2 separate regions of the Homo sapiens genome follow, and region 1 is linked to region 2. A link is an interaction called in ENCODE POLR2A ChIA-PET data of the cell type or tissue named here. Cell type or tissue: CD4-positive, alpha-beta T cell. All regions are shown on one strand. Links, peaks and the distances in the headings refer to the core of each region. The heading gives the core; the rest is flanking DNA. Region 1 has its middle 15 kb from the start of SMIM40. Region 2 holds the start of CUTA (cutA divalent cation tolerance homolog).

The links. Peaks named below come from ENCODE experiments on the same cell type or tissue, not always from the same donor. Only the 100,000 strongest peaks of a DNase experiment are listed, where the experiment ranks them.
Region 1: POLR2A ChIA-PET joins it to region 2 with 15 read pairs; 8 of 35 experiments call an interaction of 5 or more read pairs at or near these places.

What each region holds. Positions count from the first base shown.
Region 1 is chr6:33,338,702-33,349,122 of GRCh38, reverse strand. It overlaps the pseudogene MYL12BP3. Among named protein-coding and RNA genes, the nearest start is that of SMIM40, 15 kb to the right of the region's middle. RefSeq lists an enhancer at 1-301 and a silencer at 1,844-2,044. In CD4-positive, alpha-beta T cell, for the core only: a CTCF peak has its summit at 3,718; DNase peaks (open chromatin) are centred at 3,692, 4,252, 4,612 and 5,082; H3K4me3 peaks cover 1,293 bases; H3K27ac peaks cover 2,200 bases.
Region 2 is chr6:33,415,573-33,422,925 of GRCh38, reverse strand. PHF1 (PHD finger protein 1) reads right to left here. Exons shown (of 15, transcript NM_024165.3): 14 at 7,256-7,336; 15 at 6,487-7,116. The coding sequence ends at 6,828. CUTA (cutA divalent cation tolerance homolog) reads left to right here and starts at 4,819. Exons shown (of 6, transcript NM_001014840.2): 1 at 4,819-4,967; 2 at 5,231-5,445; 3 at 5,616-5,675; 4 at 5,784-5,829; 5 at 5,957-6,006; 6 at 6,150-6,484. The coding sequence starts at 4,926. The coding sequence ends at 6,276. It overlaps SYNGAP1 (synaptic Ras GTPase activating protein 1), which reads right to left and starts at 2,861. Exons shown (of 19, transcript NM_006772.3): 1 at 2,595-2,861. The coding sequence starts at 2,661. In CD4-positive, alpha-beta T cell, for the core only: a CTCF peak has its summit at 4,316; DNase peaks (open chromatin) are centred at 2,855, 3,775, 4,665, 5,655 and 2 weaker places; H3K4me3 peaks cover 2,916 bases; H3K27ac peaks cover 4,099 bases.

The DNA.
Region 1 (10,421 bases), core at 3,059-8,058, 75 kb after region 2:
CCAGCAAATATTATTTATTTACTTTAAGAGGGAGTTAAGAGTGGCGGTCTGGGGATAGCACCAGGAGATACCAGCTGTGACGGCTTGGAGAAACAGTGTAAACCGGCAGTGTAAACAAGAGCAGGGCATTTATGAGTAGTTGAGAATGGTGAATAGGAGTATGACTAGACAGAAGATAGAAGGGATGACAAGTTTTTGGGGTGCAGTCCGAGTTGGGCTGGTGTCTGGAATAAGACTGGGGCCTAATAAAAAGGAGCATCCATACAGGAGCTCAAATGGGCTGTATCCTGCAGCATTCCGAGGACAGGCCCGAATTCTGAGAAGGGCAAGTGGTAAAAGTACTGTCCAGTCTTTTTAAGTTGGAGGCTGAGCTTGGTGAGGTGTGTCTTTAAAAGACTATTAGTCTGTTTTACTTTTTCTGAAGATTGAGGATGGTAAGGGGTATGAAGGTTCCACTGAATACCAAGAGCCTGAGAAACTGCTTGGGTGATTTGACTAATAAAGGCCAGTCTGTTATTGGACTGTATAGAGGTGGGAAGGCCAAAGCGAGGAATTATGTCTGACAGAAGGGAAGAAATGACCGCAGTGGCCTTCTCAGACCCTGTTGGAAAGGCCTCTACCCATCCAGTGAAAGTGTCTACCCAGACCAAGAGGTATTTTAGTTTCCTGACTTGGGGCATGTGAGTAAAGTCAATTTGCCAGTCCTGGGCAGGGGCAAATCCCTGAGCTTGATGTGTAGGGAGGGGAGGGAGCCTGAACACTCCCTGAGGAGTAGTAGAATAGCAGATGGAACACTAAGAAGTGATTTCCTTGAGGATAGATTTCCACGATGGAAAGGAAATGAGAGGTTCTAAGAGGTGGGCTAGCAGCTTGTAACTTACATGGAAGAGGTTATGAAATGACAGCAGAATAGAATGGGCCTGTGAGGCTGTTAGGAGATATTTTCCTTGGTCCAAGAACCATTTGCCTTGTGTGGGAAGAGACTGATAGGTAGAAGTTTCAGCAGGAGAGTAGGTGGGAGTGACCCATGAGAATGAGAAAAATTGGCCGTGAGGGACAGAATTTGGAATGCTAGCTGCTTCTTTAGCTACCTTATCAGCAAAAGCATTGCCCTGAGCGATGGGATCTGACGCCTTTTGATGGCCCTTGGAGTAAATGACTCCAGCTTCCTTTGGAAGTAAAGCGGCCTTGAGAAGAGTTTTTATTAAAGAGGCATTAATGACAGAGGACCCTTGCGTAGTGAGGAAACCTCTTTTTGCCCATATAACAATATGGTGGTGCAGGATATGGAAGGCATATTTAGAGTTGTATAAATATTGACATGTAGTCCCTTTGCAAAAGTGAGGGCTCGAGTTAAGGCAATGAGTTCAGCTTGCTGAGAGGTAGTGGAGAGGGGCAGAGCAGTAGCCTCAATGATAGATGTGGAAGATACTATAGCATAGCCTGCCTTTGCTGGTGTGTGGCAATTAGGCCTGGTAGAACTACCATCAATAAACCAAGTGTGATCAGGGTGAGGAACAGGAAAGAAGGAAATACGGGGAAATGGGGTGAATGTCAGGTGGATCAGAGAGATACAGTCATGGGGGTCAGGTGTGGTATCAGGAATAATGTGGGAGGCTGGATTGAAGTCCTGGCCAGGAACAATGGTAACTGTGGGAGACTCAACAAAGAATGAGTACAGCTGAAGGAGCCGGGGAGCAGAAAGTATACGTGTTAGATGTGAGGAAGAAAATAGATTTATGAGAACTGTAGAGAGTGAGTTGAGCATAGTTTGTGATTTTGAGGGCCTGTAAAAGTATTAGGGCAGTGGCAGCCACTGCACGGAGACATGATGGCCAGCCTAAAACAGTAAGTCAAGTTGTTTGGACAAAAAGGCTACAGGGTGCGGTCCTGGTCCTTGTGTAAGAATTCTGACTGTACAGCCCTGCACTTCGGCTGTGTGTAATGAAAAGGGTCGGGATGAGTCATGGAGAGCTAGTGTGGGAGCTGTGTTTTAAGGAATGGAAAGGGGAGAGGAGAAAGGATTTAGGATCTATGGGGTCAGCTAGGTTTATCTAGAACAGAATAATGGGTTGTGGAGGGAGGTATTGAGGATAGGAGAGTATATGGGTTTGGCACCACAGGGTGGATAGGCAAAACAATTTGGTCGATATGGCGCAGATCCTGAACTAACCTGTAAGGCTTATCTGGTTTTTGGACAGGTAAAATGGGGGAATTGTAAGGAGAGTTTATAGGCTTTAAAAGGCCATGCTGTAACAGGTGAGTGATAACAGGATTTAATCCTTTTAAAGCATGCTGTGGGATGGGATACTGGCATTGAGCGGGGTAAGGGTGATTAGGTTTTAATGGGATAGTAATGGGCGTGGATAGTTCACCAGGGAGGGAGTAGAGGTGTCCCATACCTGTGGATTAAGGTGAGGAGATAAAAGAGAAGGACGTGAAGGAGGCTTTGAACTGGGGAAAAGGGCAGCAACGAAATGTGGCTGTAGCCTAGGATTAGTCAGGGAAGCAGATAATTTAGTTAAAATGTCTCGACCTAATAAGGGAGCTGGGCAGGTGGGGATAACTAAAAAGGAGTGCATAAAAGAATATTGTCCAAGTTGGCACCAGAGTTGGGGAGTTTTAAGAGGTTTAGAAGCCTGGCCATGAATACCCACAACAGTTATGGAGGCAAAGGAAATAGGCCTTTGAAAAGAAGGTAATGTGGAGTTGGTAGCCTCCATATTGATTAAGAAGGGTGACTTACCCTCCACTGTAAGAGTTACCCAAAGTGTCCGTGATGGCCCGGGAGGCTTCGAAGGTGATCAGACAGCATCAGTCTTCAGCCGCTAAGCTGAGAAGATCTGGGAAGGAGTCAGTCAGAGAGTCTTGGGCCAGAGATCCCAGAGCTCTGGGAGTGACTGCGAGGCGAGTGGGACAGTCTGATTTTCAGTGGGGTCCTGCACAGATGGGACACGGCTTAGGAGGAATCCCGGGCTGTGGGCATTTCTTGGCCCAGTGGCCAGATTTCTGGCACTTGAAGCAAGATCCTGATGAAGAAGGTCCTGTAGGAATGCTTGACCACTGCGGTTTAGGCATGTGCGGCTTAGGCATTTTGAAGTTCTCGTGTGCTGGAGGTGCAGCTGGGTTTTGTCTCACAGCAGAGGCAAGTAATTGTAACTTTTCTCTATTATTGTACACCTTGAAGGCAAGGTTAATTAAGTCCTGTTGTGGGGTGACGTGCACCTGTAATCCCAGCTATTCAGGAGGCTGAGGCAGGAGAATAGCTTGAACCAGGGAGGTGGAGGTTGCAGTGAGCCGGGATCACGCTACTGCACTCCAGCCTGGGCGACAGAGTGAGACTCCATCTCAAAAAAAAAAAAAAATTATTCTTTGTTCATTTCCTGACCCATGATAACCGAACCCCTGGTATTTTTCGCGTGGGTCCTGTCCACCTGATGGTAGTCAGGACTGTCCCTTACCGGGATTTTCTTAAAATTGATGAGCTCTCCTCCTTTCACGCATAACTTCAAGGCGATCACGTCGGGTGCACCACTTGCAGAGTTTATAGCTTGCAGTGAACGCCAAGAATGAGTTCTTAGACAATTCCAGCTGAGTGGGGCCGGGGGAATGGGGGGGGCATTTCTTCTAAGAGAACCCGCCCCAGCATCCGTCTGCCAAGTATTTATTGAAAGTGCTTGTTAAACCACAAACATCCACTAGATGGCTTTTTGAGGTCGGGTCGTGAGACACCTGCGGCCTCGTAAAAGCACTCAAACCGCATTCTCAGGAGGCTGTTTTCAGCGTTCCTTATCACACCACACACTCCACTCCCTGTCCTGTTTTCAGGGTCAAGGAATTTCATTCTCACGCACAAATAACATACACACAGTGCCTCAGTATTCTTCCATGCCCCGACCTCAGATGCCATGTACATAAGCTTGAATATGTTGCTGTGCACCCCCCACACTCAAGTGTCCCCACCCCTTTAAATATGTTGTGTGGGGCTAGTTCTTCCATTGCCCATGAAAGATAACTCAGGCAGGCCACAGAGCATACCTGCTCAATCCTTGGAACAAAAAAAAAAATCCTCCAAGCATCATTCTGAATTACGTTTTTTCTCTCGGCCAGCTCCGACTGAGTGGTTTGACATGGGAAGCTGCCAGTGTGAAACTGGCAGAGTGGCTGGCTTCCTCAAGAATTTCTTTCTTGCCTTCCTGTGTCTGACTCTCCACCCTCTCCCTCACAGCCAGAAGCAGAGGAGGTGAGGGGGACAAAATGCTTTACCTGACGGCCATACACTGGAAGTGGTTTTGGTTTCCTCTGGCTGTGGTGGATGTTCAAATTGACTTTTGCTCTTGTGCGATGTTTGTGTGTCTTTTATAAACTCCCAGTAGCTGAATATCTCTCACTTATACTCTGTAGCCCAAACTTTGAATTATATTATTTTATTTTTTAACTTTTACTTTAGGTTCAGGGGTACATGTGTAGGTTCCTTATATAGGTAAAGTGTGTGTCATGGGGCTTTGGTGTACAGGTAATTTAATCACCCAAGTAACAAGCATAGTACCTGATAGGTCCCACCTTGAATTTGTCTAGGTGTTAGATTGGCTGCAGTTCTCTACCACTTCCTGTTATCTGAGGCCTTTACAGTGTGCCTTGGTGGCTAGTCACTCTCACCAAAAGGTAGAGTTTAGGAGGGCATGGTGGCTCCCACCTGGAATCCCAGCTACTTGGGAGGCTGAGACAAAAGGATCACTTGAACCCAGGAGGTCGAGGCTGCAGTGAACCATCCATGTTCATGCCACTGCACTCTAGCCTGGGCAACAGAGAAAGATCCTGTCTCAAAACAAACAAAAAAACATGGCAAAACCCTGTCTCTACTAAAAATACAGAAATCAGCCGGTGGTGGCATGCACCTGTAATCACAGCTATTGGCTGAGGCATGAGAATGGCTTGAACCTAGGAGGTGGAGGTTGCATTGAGCCGAGATCATGCCACTGCACTCCAGGCTGAGCGATGGAGAGAGACTCTGTCTCAAAAAAAAAAAAAAAAAAAAAGTTTGATAACACACTCAGCTGATGGGGTGGGGAAAGGAAACTGGTACTGTCACACATTGCCGACAGGAAGGAAGGTACACTGGTGCGGCTTCTACAGAAAGCATTTTAAAAATATCTACCCAAATCAAGTATTTACGTATTCTTTGACCTAGCAATTCTACTTCAAAGAACATACATTTACACTAGACATTTTTTTTTTGAGATGGAGTCTTGCTCTAGAGTGCGGTGGCACAATCTCAGCTCACTACAACCTCCGCCTCTGCCTCCCAGGTTCAAGCAGTCTTCCTGCCTCAGTCAGCCTCCTGAGTAGCTGGGATTACAGGTGCGCACCACCACGCACAGCTAATTTTTGTATTTTTTGTAGACAGGGTTTTACCATGTTAGCCCGGCAAGTCTTAAACTCCTGACCTCAAGTGATCCACCTGCCTTGGCCTCCCAAAGTGCTGGGATTATAGGTGTGAACCACCACGCCTGGCCTACACTGGACATTTTTGAGAGTCAAGGGAGCACTATAACAAACAAGGGGTCGGGTGCGGTGGCTCACTCCTATAATCCCAGCACTTTGGGAGGCCAAGGTAGGTGGATCACTTGAGCCCAAGAATTTGAGACTACTCTGGGTAACATATTGAGAGAACTCATCTCCATTAAATTAAATTTAAAAAAAAAAAAAAAAAAAGAGGCTGGGCGTGGTGGCTCAAGCCTGTAATCTCAGCACTTTGGGAGGCCAAGTCAGAAGGATCATGAGGTCAGGAGTTCGAGACCAGCCTGGCCAATATGGTGAAACCCCATCTCTACTAAAAATACAAAAATTAGCCAGGCATGGTGGTGTGCGCCTGTAGTCCAAGTTACTTGGGAGGCTGAGGCAGAAGAAAAACTTAAACCTGTGAGGTGAAGGTTGCAGTGAGCCGAGATTGGGCCACTGCACTCCAGCCTGGGCAACAGAACAAGACTCCGACTCCGAAAAAAAAAAAGAAGGAAGCACCTCTCTGTTTGATTTCAAGGTATTAAGTGAGGAAAAGCAAGGAAAAGAGTAGTGATCATGTATTTATATGTATGTATACATTTATACATATACACTTATATATATTAATACATGCTTATATATATAGACTCTATCTCTGCAAGTGCAGCAGATGTAGGTTGGTGGGAGGCTGACACGTGTACAATTTTGGATACCTGTTTTAAGAGAAAGAATACCAAAAGTATCCCAGCACTTTGGGAGGCCGAGGTGGGCAGATCACCTGAAGTCAGGAGTTTGAGACCAGCTTGGCCAACATGGCCAAACCCCATCTTTACTAAAAAAAAATATAAAAATTAGCCAGGCACGGTGGTGAGTGCCTATAATCCCAGTTACTCAGGAGGCTGAGGCAGGAGAATCGCTTGAACCCAGGAGGCGGAGGTTGCAGTGAGCTGAGATCACGCCACTGCACTCCAGCCAGGGCAACAGAACGAGACTCCGTCTCAAAAAAAAAAAAAAAACCAAAAGTATAAATACAAAATTAGGTACAGACCAGCCTGGCCAACATGGCAAAACACTGTCTCTACTAAAAAAATTCAAAAACTAGCCAGGCATGGTGGCAAATGCCAGTAAATCCCAGCTACTTGGGAGGCTGAGGCAGAGAATCATTTGAACCTGAGATGCAGAGATTGCAGTGAGCCAAGATCTCGTCACTGCACTGCAGGCTTCGTGACAGAGTCTCACTATGTTGCCCAAGCTGGAGTGCAGTGGTGTGATCATGGCTCACTGCAGCCTTGACCTCCAGGTCAGATGATCCTCCTGCCTCAGCCTCCTGAATAGCTGGAAACACAGGTGCACGCTACCGTGGTTTTTTTTTTTTCTTTTTTTTTCCTTTTTTTTTTAAACTGGGGTTTCACTCTTGTTGCCCAGGTTGGAGTGCAATGGTGTGATCTCAGCTCACCAGAACCTCTGCCTCCTGTCAAGTGATTCTCCTGTCTCAGCCTCCTGAGTAGCTGGGACTAGAGGCATGTGCCACTACATCAGGCTAATTTTGTATTTTTAGTAGAGACAGAGTTCACCATGTTGATCATGCTAGTCTCGAACTCCTGACCTAAGTTGATGTGCCCACCTCAGCCTCCCAAACTGCTGGGATTACAGGCATGAGCCACTGTGCCTGGCCATTTTTCTTTCTTTTTTGAGATTTCTTTTTTTTTTTTTTTTTTTGACAGAGTCTCTCCCTGTTGTCCAGGCTGGAGTGCAGTGGCACAATCTCGGCTCACTGCAAGCTCCGCCTCCCGGATTCACACCATTCTCTTGCCTCAGCCTCCCAAGTAGCTGGGACTAGAGGTGCCCGCCACCATGCCTGGCTAATTTTTTGTATTTTTAGTGGAAATGGGGTTTCACCATGTTAGCCGGGATGGTCTAGATCTCCTGACCTCGTGATCCACCCATCTCGGCCTCCCAAAGTGCTGGGATTACAGGCGTGAGCCACTGCGCCCGGCCATGGATTTCTTTTTTTTGAGAGGAAGTCTTGCTTTGTCACCCAGGCTGGAGTGCAAGTGGCCCAATCTTGGCTCACTGCAAAATCTCCGAAGTTCAAGCAATTCTCCTGCCTTAGCCTCACGAGTAACTGGGATTACAGGCATGCACCACCACACCCAGCTAATTTTTTTGTATTTTTAGTAGGGACGGGGTTTCATCATGTTGGTCAGGCTGGTCTCGAATTCCTAACCTCAAGTGATCTGCCCACCTTGGGATCCCAAAGTGCTGGGAATACAGGCATGAACCACCGCGACCGGCCCTGGCTAATGTTTTTTTTTTTCCTCTTGAGACAGAGTCTTTCTGTCACACAGGCTGGAATGCAATGGTGCGATCTTGGCTCACTGCAACTTCCACCTGCTGGGTTCAAATAATTCCCCTGTCTCAGCCTCCCAAGTAGCTGGGATTACAGGTGCGAGCCACCATGCCCCGCTAATTTTTTTTTGTATTTTTAGTAGAGATGGGGTTTCACCATTTTGGTCATGCTGGTCTCGAACTCCTGACCTCACATGATCTGCCTGCCCTGGCCTCCCAAAGTGCTGGGATTACAGGCATGAGCCACTGCGCCCTGCCTGTTAATTTTTAAATTATTTGTAGAGACAAGTCTCCCTATGTTACCCAGGTTGGTCTCAAATGTCTGGGCTCAAGCAATCCTCCTACCTCAGCCTCTTAAGTGTTGAGATTACAGGCATGAGCTACCGCACCTGGCCAAAATCTAGATCTTATAATTGGGTTCAAGTTTTTTTTTCTTTTTTCTTCTTTTTTTTTTTTGAGATGGAGTCTCACTCTGTCACCCAGGCTAGAGTGCAGTGGTGCGATCTCGGCTCACTGCAACCACCGCCTCCCAGGCTCAAGCGATTCTCCTGCCTCAGCCTCCTGCATAGCTGGGATTACAGGCACCCATGACCACACCCGACTAATTTTCGTGTTTTTAGTAGAGACAGGGTTTCACCATGTTGGCCAGGCTGGTCTTGAACTCCTGACCTCAAGTGATCTGGCTGCCTCAGCCTCCCAAAGTGCTGGGATTACAGGTGTGAGCCACTGCACCTGGCTCAAGTTTTCATTTCTCATATCCTGTTGATCTTACAACTCTTCTTCTTCTTCTGATACTCATTTTCTCTCATCAGTGTGGAAATTTATTATAGTTTATATGAAGTTTTCCTCTTCTGTCTCTTTCCTCCATGTTTGTTTTTACTTTTTTTTTTTCACATTTGTTGATTTTTATTTGCTATCACTTTTTCTTTTTCTTCTTTTCTTTTTTTTTTTTTTTGAGACGGAGTCTCACTCTGTCGCCCAGGCCGGAGTGCAGTGGCTCAATCTCGGCTCACTGCAAGCTCTGCCTCCTGGCTTCATGCCATTCTCCTGCCTCAGCCTCCCGAGTAGCTGGGACAACAGGAGCCCACCACCATGCCTGACTAATGTTTTTGTATTTTTAGTAGAGACGGGGTTTCACCGTGTTAGCCAGGATGGTCTCGATCTCCTGACCTCGTGATCCACCCGCCTCAGCCTCCCAAAGTGCTGGGATTACAGGCGTGAGCCACCGTGCCTGGCCTTCTTTTCTTTTCTTTCTTTCTTTTTTTTTTTTTTGACTGAATTTTGCTCTTGTTGCCCAGGCTGGGGTGCAACGGTGTGATCTTGGTTCACTGCAACTTCTGCCTCCTGGGTTCAAGCGATTCTCCTGCCTCAGCCTCCTGAGTAGCTGGGATTACAGGTGCCCGCCACCACGCCCAACTAACTTTTTGTATTTTTAGTAGAGACGGGGTTTCACCATGTTGGTCAGCGTGGTCTTGAACGCCTGACCTCAGGTTATCCACCCGCCTCGGCCTCCCAAGTTGCTGGGATTACAGGCGTGAGCCACTGCGCCCGGCCATGATCTCTTTTTCAATACAATTTACACCCTCATCCCCATTTTCAGTCTGATTATACAAGTGCTGTGTGACAGAAAGGTCTGGAATAAATACATAAAAAAAAAAAAGAGGCAAAGCTGTGAAACTAAGTTGCATGCAACAGGTTCTATGAGGATGGGGGAAGTGTCTGAGAAATAAAACAGAGTAAGACAATGTAGTTGGAAGGTTTTAGCTAAAGTTCTTTTCAGTCGTCTTTGTCTTTTGCTCCATGTTTCAGGATGCATGTGAACTCGATGTAATTGAAATTCCCCTTTTTGTTAATAGGCGCTTCTCTGTACAGCTCATCCACTTCCTCATCCGTAAACCGATCCCACATGGTTATCAGCAGCTCTCTCAGGTAATCTTCCTGAATAATGCCTGTTGCTTCTTCATCAAAGCAAGCAAAAGCATTTCCAATGACATCTTCAGGATCTGTGCCATTTAACTTCTCACCAAATATGGTGAGGAACATGGTGAAATCGATGGGCCCTGGTGCCTCATTCATTATGGCATCAAGGTATGCATCGGTGGGATTCTTCCCTAGGGAAACAAGCATATCATGCAAATCTTCTTTGTTGATGAAACCATCTCTGTTCTGATCAATCATGTTGAAGGCCTCTTTGAACTCCTGAATCTGTGACTGGTCAAACATGGCAAACACGTTGGATGTTGTGCGCTGAGGGAGCTTTTTGGTGGTCTTGGTCTTGCCTTTTTGCTCCACATGGTGGTTGTTTAATTCCAGCGCCAAACACCAGAAGTGGGCTGCCCTGCGCCAGACGATGAGGGAAGGCGAAGAGCACAATGCTGTGTCGTTTTTACTTTTAATTTTGGGTTTTTGCTCATGTCTGAAGTCTTCCTCAAATATCTGGTGTTCCTTAACTGGGCACTCATATTTAAGACAGAGCGGGCTGGGTGCAGTGGCTCACACCTATAATCTCAGCACTTTGGGAGGCCGAGGTGGGTGGATCACCTGAGGTCAGGAGTTCGAGACCAGCCTGA
Region 2 (7,353 bases), core at 2,084-7,083:
CTAGAAAAGAAGAAGTCGGGGAGCTTACCTGTTCACAGTCAGAGACATGAGAGGGCCTCCCCTCCCAACTCTTCCCTCCTCTGTGCCCTCCTCCCCTAGTTCAACCCTGCTCATCCTTTAGGGAAAGTTCTGGTTCTTCTGGTGGTAAGGAGAAGATGGCTTTTGTCGGCATCTGGCTGTGGAGGCCCCAGGGCAGAAGGTGGGAAATATGCCCTTGTTTGGACAAGTAGAGACCAAATTTATCTCTTCTCCCATTCAGTGCCCAGAGATTCAACACTGCCCCCACCACCTCACCCCACCTAGTCTCAGTGGACAGGATGGAAGCCACTCCATAGGTCAGGAGCCTTCTCAAGGCACAGTGAGGAGCTTGAGGAAGAAAGATGTCAGGGGGAAAGAATGGAATATCCAGGCCTGGTGACACAGAGGGGCCTCCAAAGACAAGAGCTGGAGATGGGAACAAAACTTTGAGAAGAGAGAACAGTAGACCAAGTGTCGCCTATGGCTGAGATGAGACCAGGGTCCTCCTTCCCCAGCTCTGTTGTTCTTGCCATGCCGCTCTCCCTGCAAACTGCCTCTCCTTTAAACCCCAATGCCACACAGGCCCTATTGAAGTAAGAGAGATGTCACATTGGCGACAGCAAAGAGCTAGAAATTAGGCTTAAGGTATCAGATTTTAGATGGAAAAAAGATCAAACTCTGTCACCTTTATGGGATAACCATGAGTATACTGCAGGAGAACTGGTCTTTGAGCTTCATTCCAACAGAATGCACTGAGTAGCAGAGTTTTGCAAATTCAGCCCTTTTCTGTCTATAAATATGTCTCTCAAATTTACCCAACCTCCAGATCACAGTGAGCGATGAACCCTCAGAATGTCCACCATTTAGAAACCACATACTTTGAAACTCTATCTCAACCCATCTCAGAGACTAACTAATGTTCTCTAGATACAGAGATCACCAATACCTAGCCTCTGAAACTACAGACATTGCAGGCAACATGCCCACCGCACTTAGACACTTGGTATACCCAGAGGAGAAATCTGTTGATACACATAAGCATTTGGGGAAAGGGCTGGTTCAGGCTGCAGCCAAGGGAGGCGGGTTAGACTTCAGAGGGCATCTTTCTCCTGGCAGCAGGGAACTTAGGAACAACTCTAGAAACACACACACACATACTGTCTGGACTTGGTGAAGAATGATTCTGGGAGGCAGATGCAAGAGGCAGAGCAACATGGCTGAGAAACGGGAAATTTTTACTAGGATGAGAAATCCCTCAAGGGCTGAGATGGGGATCCCTTGTTCTAATCATCAAAACCTGTGTCTTTGTACCCCAAATCTCCAACACCCCAATAAGTAGAGGAGACAAGAAAAGAGAAATGATAATAAGAGTTGAGGTATTAAGGGAAAGTGGGTAGGCACAGACTTGTGGTGACAAGGAATGGTCTGGGAGACAAATAATAGGAGTAGATAGAAAAGGAGGCAGAAATGATGGTAAATGCCCAGGGGCAAGGGAATACACCTGAAGGGCTCGACTGGACATGTGTCAGAGCAAAGGAGGCAGACCTAATGCGGAGGCTATGAGAAGGGGTCAAGACGGACTAGTAAAGAAGTGATAGAGATATAAGGGAGCGACCACATAGAAAAGAGATAAGAGAGAGGCAATGAACACCAGAGAGGGGACTGATATAGGGGAAGGACAGAAGGGGGACTCATATAAGGAACGGACACCATATGGGGGGAAAGATATAGGTGATGGACAGCAGAGGAGGGAGGGGGAATGGAAATAAGGATTGGAGGGGTGGGGGAAGGGGGTAAAAGTGATGAAGTGAAGACAGCATTAAGACCCCAGAGGTTACATTTTACTGGTCAAGAGCCTTTAAGAGGGTCAGAGTCTGGGGCAGGATCCTAACCTGTCCCCTACTCCCATCATTTCATCTTACTTGTACTGCCACCCCCCCAAGCACACATAATTTGGCCCTCCCCCTGCCCTGGTCTCCCCTCCCCCACCGTTCCCTCTCTCTTCTCTCTTCCCTCCATCTGGACCCTCCATCCCCCCACCCCCCACTGCCTCCCTCTCTCTCCATCTGGCCCCTTCTCTCCCTCCATCCTCCTCTCTTTTTCCGCCCCTTACCATACTCTGAGTCCCCCACCAAATTATCCCCCCACATCTTCTTGGCTTCTCTTTTCACCCCTATGTTTTCATTTCTCCTTCCTAGCCCCTCTCCCAAGACTCTGTCCCTCTATTTCCTTGATGTTTTCCTCATCACTCAGCTCCCACCCCCAAATTATTTCTGCAGCTTTTTCCCCAACCCAATCCTTCTACCTTCCCACCCCTTTCTGGCGCTTTCTTTCCCCTTCATCATTTTCCCTTCAGCCCCCTTTCAAGGCCCATTTCCTGGCCCCTCCATCCCTTATCTACCCCTATCCCTCTGGCCTCCAATCCCTCCTTCCCGGTTGCTCCCACCCCTGCCTTCCCGGTCCTCCCCTCTCCCTCCATTTCAGCCGCTCCCTTCCCTCGGCCCCGACTCTCCCCCGCCCCCTGCCCCTCCCCCTGTTGCCCCCCATATGGCCCTCCCCCTCCCCCCACCACGTACCTCTGAAGGGGGCATAGGACATCGCGGGGATGCTCCCCCGATGGATGGAGGCTCGAGACCTGCTCATCAGGCCTGGGGGGAGGGGGCGGGGGGACGGGGGAGAAAGAAGAGAGAAAGAGGGGGAGAAAGAGGGGGAGAAGGAGGAGGAGGTGGAGGAGGAGGAGGAGGAGAGAGGAGGAGAGAGGAGCAGAGAGAAGCAGAGAGGAGGAGAGAGGAGGAGGAGGAGGAGAATAAGAGCCAACGGCAGCAGCGGCAGCCGAGAGAGAGGGGGGGCGGGGGAGCGAGCGAGAGCGAAGAGAGCAGGAGGAGGAGGAGGAGGGAGAGACTCTGCAGCCCCCACCCCTACTCCGGGAGGCCCAGATTGTGAGAGAGAGAGAGACCCCTGACTCAAAAACACACCAGAGAGAGACAGAGGTCCTAAAGATGCAGACCCCAGACCCTGAGACAGAGAGACCCTAGACCCACAGAGAAAGATACTTCACCACCCCCCACTGTGGGGTAATTTGAGACACAGGGCCAAAATCTAGAGGAAAAGAGACTCCTGATTTGAGGAAAAAACGACCCCAGATCCCCCAGAGAGAGAAGCTCAATATCAAAATCTGAAAATCCAGTCTAAAAAGGGTTCTCCATACCTACAGATATCTTAGACTCCAGACCCTGAGATGATGATTTCAGGGACCAGGACCTGAGACCTAGACTCAGAAAAAGATGAGGCCCAGATTCAGAAAGAGCCAGATGTAGAATTAGAGCTTAGAGAACTCAGACCTAGAAAGAGACCCCAGACTCAGATCTCAGAGACTGATAACTTAGAGACAGAGACACTCCTGACTTAAGGGGAGATAGAGACTTCAGCTGGTCCGGAGATGGACAACTCAGAGACCCAAAATTCATGAAGAAGACTTCGAAAGACCTCAGAGTGCGACCACAGACCCTGAAACATAGAAACCCCCCAAACCAGAAGCATAAAAGGAAACTCAATCCTAAGAAAGATCTCCACACAAATACTGAAAGACCCCTCCGAAATCTGTCTCAGAGACAAACTCCAAACTCAAAGACAGAGATCTCAGGGAACCTCCCCTCCCCACTTCCCTGCCCTAGAACCTCCGAGAGGTATAACCCTGACGTCAGCCTGGGAAACTCCGAGGCATCCCCACCACCAGACCAATGACCTCAGACCTTGAAGGGAGGGGAAATATTGGGTGGGGGCAGTGGCAAGAGCTTTTTTCTCTGCACCTCCTCCCACCTCTCTGCCTCTCATTGGCCCCTCTCTCCATTTTTGGGTCACAGGATGTGCTTGGGCCCCAGGGAAGTTATGTAGGGCAGGTCCTGGCTCCTTGGGGGATGGGTTAGGGAAAGGAGACCCGAGGCTGAGAGGTGGACCAATCCTGGGGAGTGGAATAGGCAGGGAAGAGGGGACAGAAGGACCATCACCACTGTCCCCATCCTGCAGCCCTCGTTCTCCTTCCCTCTGATTCAGTAGTCTGTCTCAAGCTTTGGGTTTTCAATTAAGATGGCTAGGCCCCATTTTCACCATCCTCTACCACAGGGTCTCGCTCTGTTTTAAAATGCTTCTTTCCTCAGCTAGCTATTGTCTTGCCATGCCCGTGCCTGCCTAATCACTCCCTGCTACCCAGGGACAGCGGGCTTCTAGATCACCGTTGTTCATTCCCAAACCCAGGCATATCTCTGCCCAACTAAAAGGGCAGGGGGCGCTCTCTTAACCCCTGAGTTTGGGGTGAAGGGTCCTTCTCAGACCCTCCCACTCCTTAAGACCTCGGAAACAGTGCAGGGGAGGTCACTAGGCACATTGTGGGGTTTAAGGATGATTCCCCACTCCACAGCCTGACGCATCGACTCTGCGGGGTCTCTGGCCCCCCTTTCCTGGAACCAGCTCTCGCCTCACGTGGCCTGCGAGGCTGGCCTGTGATTGGCCACTTGGCGTCACTCACTGAGTGCCGCCGCCGAAGAGGACCGGCCCCCTCACGTGACAGTGGAACGCCGCAGCGGCTCTCCTCAGCCAGCAAGTGGCAGTTTCGGGTTCACACGGAAACGGGCGTGCCATTTCCGCGCACGTCTGCAGATGCGGTAGTCGATTGGTCAAGTCTCCCATGGCTCCTCCTTCATCAGGAGGTGGGCAAACCGCGCCATGATAGGGTCGGGATTGGCTGGCTCTGGAGGCGCAGGTGGTCCTTCTTCTACTGTCACATGGTGCGCGCTGTTTTCTAATCACGTGGCTGCCACCCAGGTAAGAAGAGGCCGCTCTTCCTGGGGTTGTTTCTCCGTGTGACGTGTGGCCTTTGAGATCAACTCTCCTGTACCAGCGTAGGCCGCATGAGTGGGGGGCGGGCTCCCGCGGTCCTGCTCGGCGGAGTGGTGAGTGACCGGCCCCGCCCCGCCCCTTCCGGTCCTCGAAGCCTCGACCGCTACCCGCACCCTAAATCCCAGAGGTTGGCCCCCTGAGGTGTGAGTGAAATGAGCTTTTGCTTTATTTTCCAAGTTTCTCTCTCACCTTCAGGGGCATTCTTCGGGGGTGCATCAGAGGGAGGGCAGAGCCTGAGGATCTAAGCGAAGGCTTCCCCGGGTGTAATTTCCTGGGCTGTTTGTGAGGAGAGATCGAATTCGCCTCCTGCTCTCAGGCCTCTCTGCTCCTGTCTTTTGTTTGGATGCCGGCGCTGCTGCCTGTGGCCTCCCGCCTTTTGTTGCTACCCCGAGTCTTGCTGACCATGGCCTCTGGAAGCCCTCCGACCCAGCCCTCGCCGGCCTCGGATTCCGGCTCTGGCTACGTTCCGGGCTCGGTCTCTGCAGCCTTTGTTACTTGCCCCAACGAGAAGGTCGCCAAGGAGATCGCCAGGTAGGGACCTCGATGTGCAGCGAGAAAGGATGATCATGAAGGGACAGTTGGGGGTGGGGCAGAAGAGTGCTGCTTTCTCCTTTCTCCAGCTCTGGAAGCCTGTCTCTGGGCTGCCAGTACAAAAACTGGGGTTATGGGGTACTCTGAATGGGACTGTCTCTTCACTCCAGGGCCGTGGTGGAGAAGCGCCTAGCAGCCTGCGTCAACCTCATCCCTCAGATTACATCCATGTGAGTCATAGGAGTTGGGGGGTTAACCTAACTGTAGGAGCTGACTGGGAACCTCTTTCCTGGGGGAAATTCTTTGCTCCCCACAACTCTCCCCCTCTGACCTTTCAGCTATGAGTGGAAAGGGAAGATCGAGGAAGACAGTGAGGTGCTGATGGTGAGAAACATTTCCCCCACCCAACAAAATATCCCCAATCCCTGACCCCTTTAGCCCTTACCCCTCTTCTGAGAAACTGAACTCAATCCCACTCCTTGATTCAACCATGTTTATCTTTGTCCCTTAGATGATTAAAACCCAAAGTTCCTTGGTCCCAGCTTTGACAGATTTTGTTCGGTGAGAACTTTGAGATGGATGGGGTGAGGGTGTGTACTGTGTGGGTGTGACTTGCTGGGCAGTCTAGGGCTTGCGTGTAAGGGAGTGGGTTCTTTTGGGTAAATCTTTGAGTGATCCCCTTCCCCCACCCACCTATTTTGTAGTTCTGTGCACCCTTACGAAGTGGCCGAGGTAATTGCATTGCCTGTGGAACAGGGGAACTTTCCGTACCTGCAGTGGGTGCGCCAGGTCACAGAGTCAGTTTCTGACTCTATCACAGTCCTGCCATGATGAGCCCTGTTCCTGCTCATCATGAAGATCCCCGCGATACTTCAACGCCTTCTGACTTCCAGGTGATGACTGGGCCCCCAATAAATCCCGTCTTTGGGTCTCTCTGCCTTTTGCCTGTTTTTTGTCATGTATGCAAATTTGTTGGGAGAATATAAGTGCTTCTAGTCCCTGTATTCTCTACATCTTTCAGAATGACTCAGAGCTGCTAGATTTGTTTATTTCTCTTTATTTCAATCATACAGAGTCCGGGATCCCTTATCATCCTCCCTCCTCAGTCTCTGCCCCCAGGGGTTAAATAATTTTAAAAAATATTTAAAAAGCTGTAACAAAATAACATCAAAGGAAATGGGAAGGATGGGAGGGGTCAGGAATCATGAAGGAGGGTAGAGAAGAGGGCCTCTTCCCCACTCCCCACTCTTGGATTCCAGCCTGGGCAGTAGGGAGAACTACCCCCTATCTCTCCAGGTACATCCCAGCTGTAGGTGAGGTCAGAGGTCAGGGTATGAAAGTGCCGGTGTGTGTGAATGGGGAGCTGGGCAGAGGCAGGCTGTTCAGAAGATGCCCCCTCCTCCCCACTCAACCAGGTACTGCACAGAGCCATCAGGCCGTACTCTCCGAGCAAGGACCCGGACAGGGTCCCCTCGGGACAGGTAACCAACCCCACCTCGGACTCCTCCCCCAGTCCCAGGAGACAAACTACGGCACAGGGGAGAAGGGGGTGCTGAGCGTCTAGGAAGACCTGGGGATGGGGATGAAACTGAGGAAGATGAGGCAGTCATCGAGTGGGGGGCACTTTTAGGGATGTCTGTGGGGAAACCAATGTGAAGTTCCAGGGGTGACCTAGGGAGAGAAGGCAATTGTAAGAAATGGGCAGAAATGGAGAGCACATGTGAATCAGAGAAACAGTGTTAGAGACTAAGAGCCTTGAGCACATAGAGGGGAAGAAGAGCATCACTGGTAATAGAAGACAGAATCTCACCTGTCTGGGGGTCCACTGTCCCCAGAGGTCCCTGCGGTGCTGGCAGAAGGGTGGAAGGAAGCAAACATCCGGATGGGGCTGCTGGGGTTGGAGTGGGG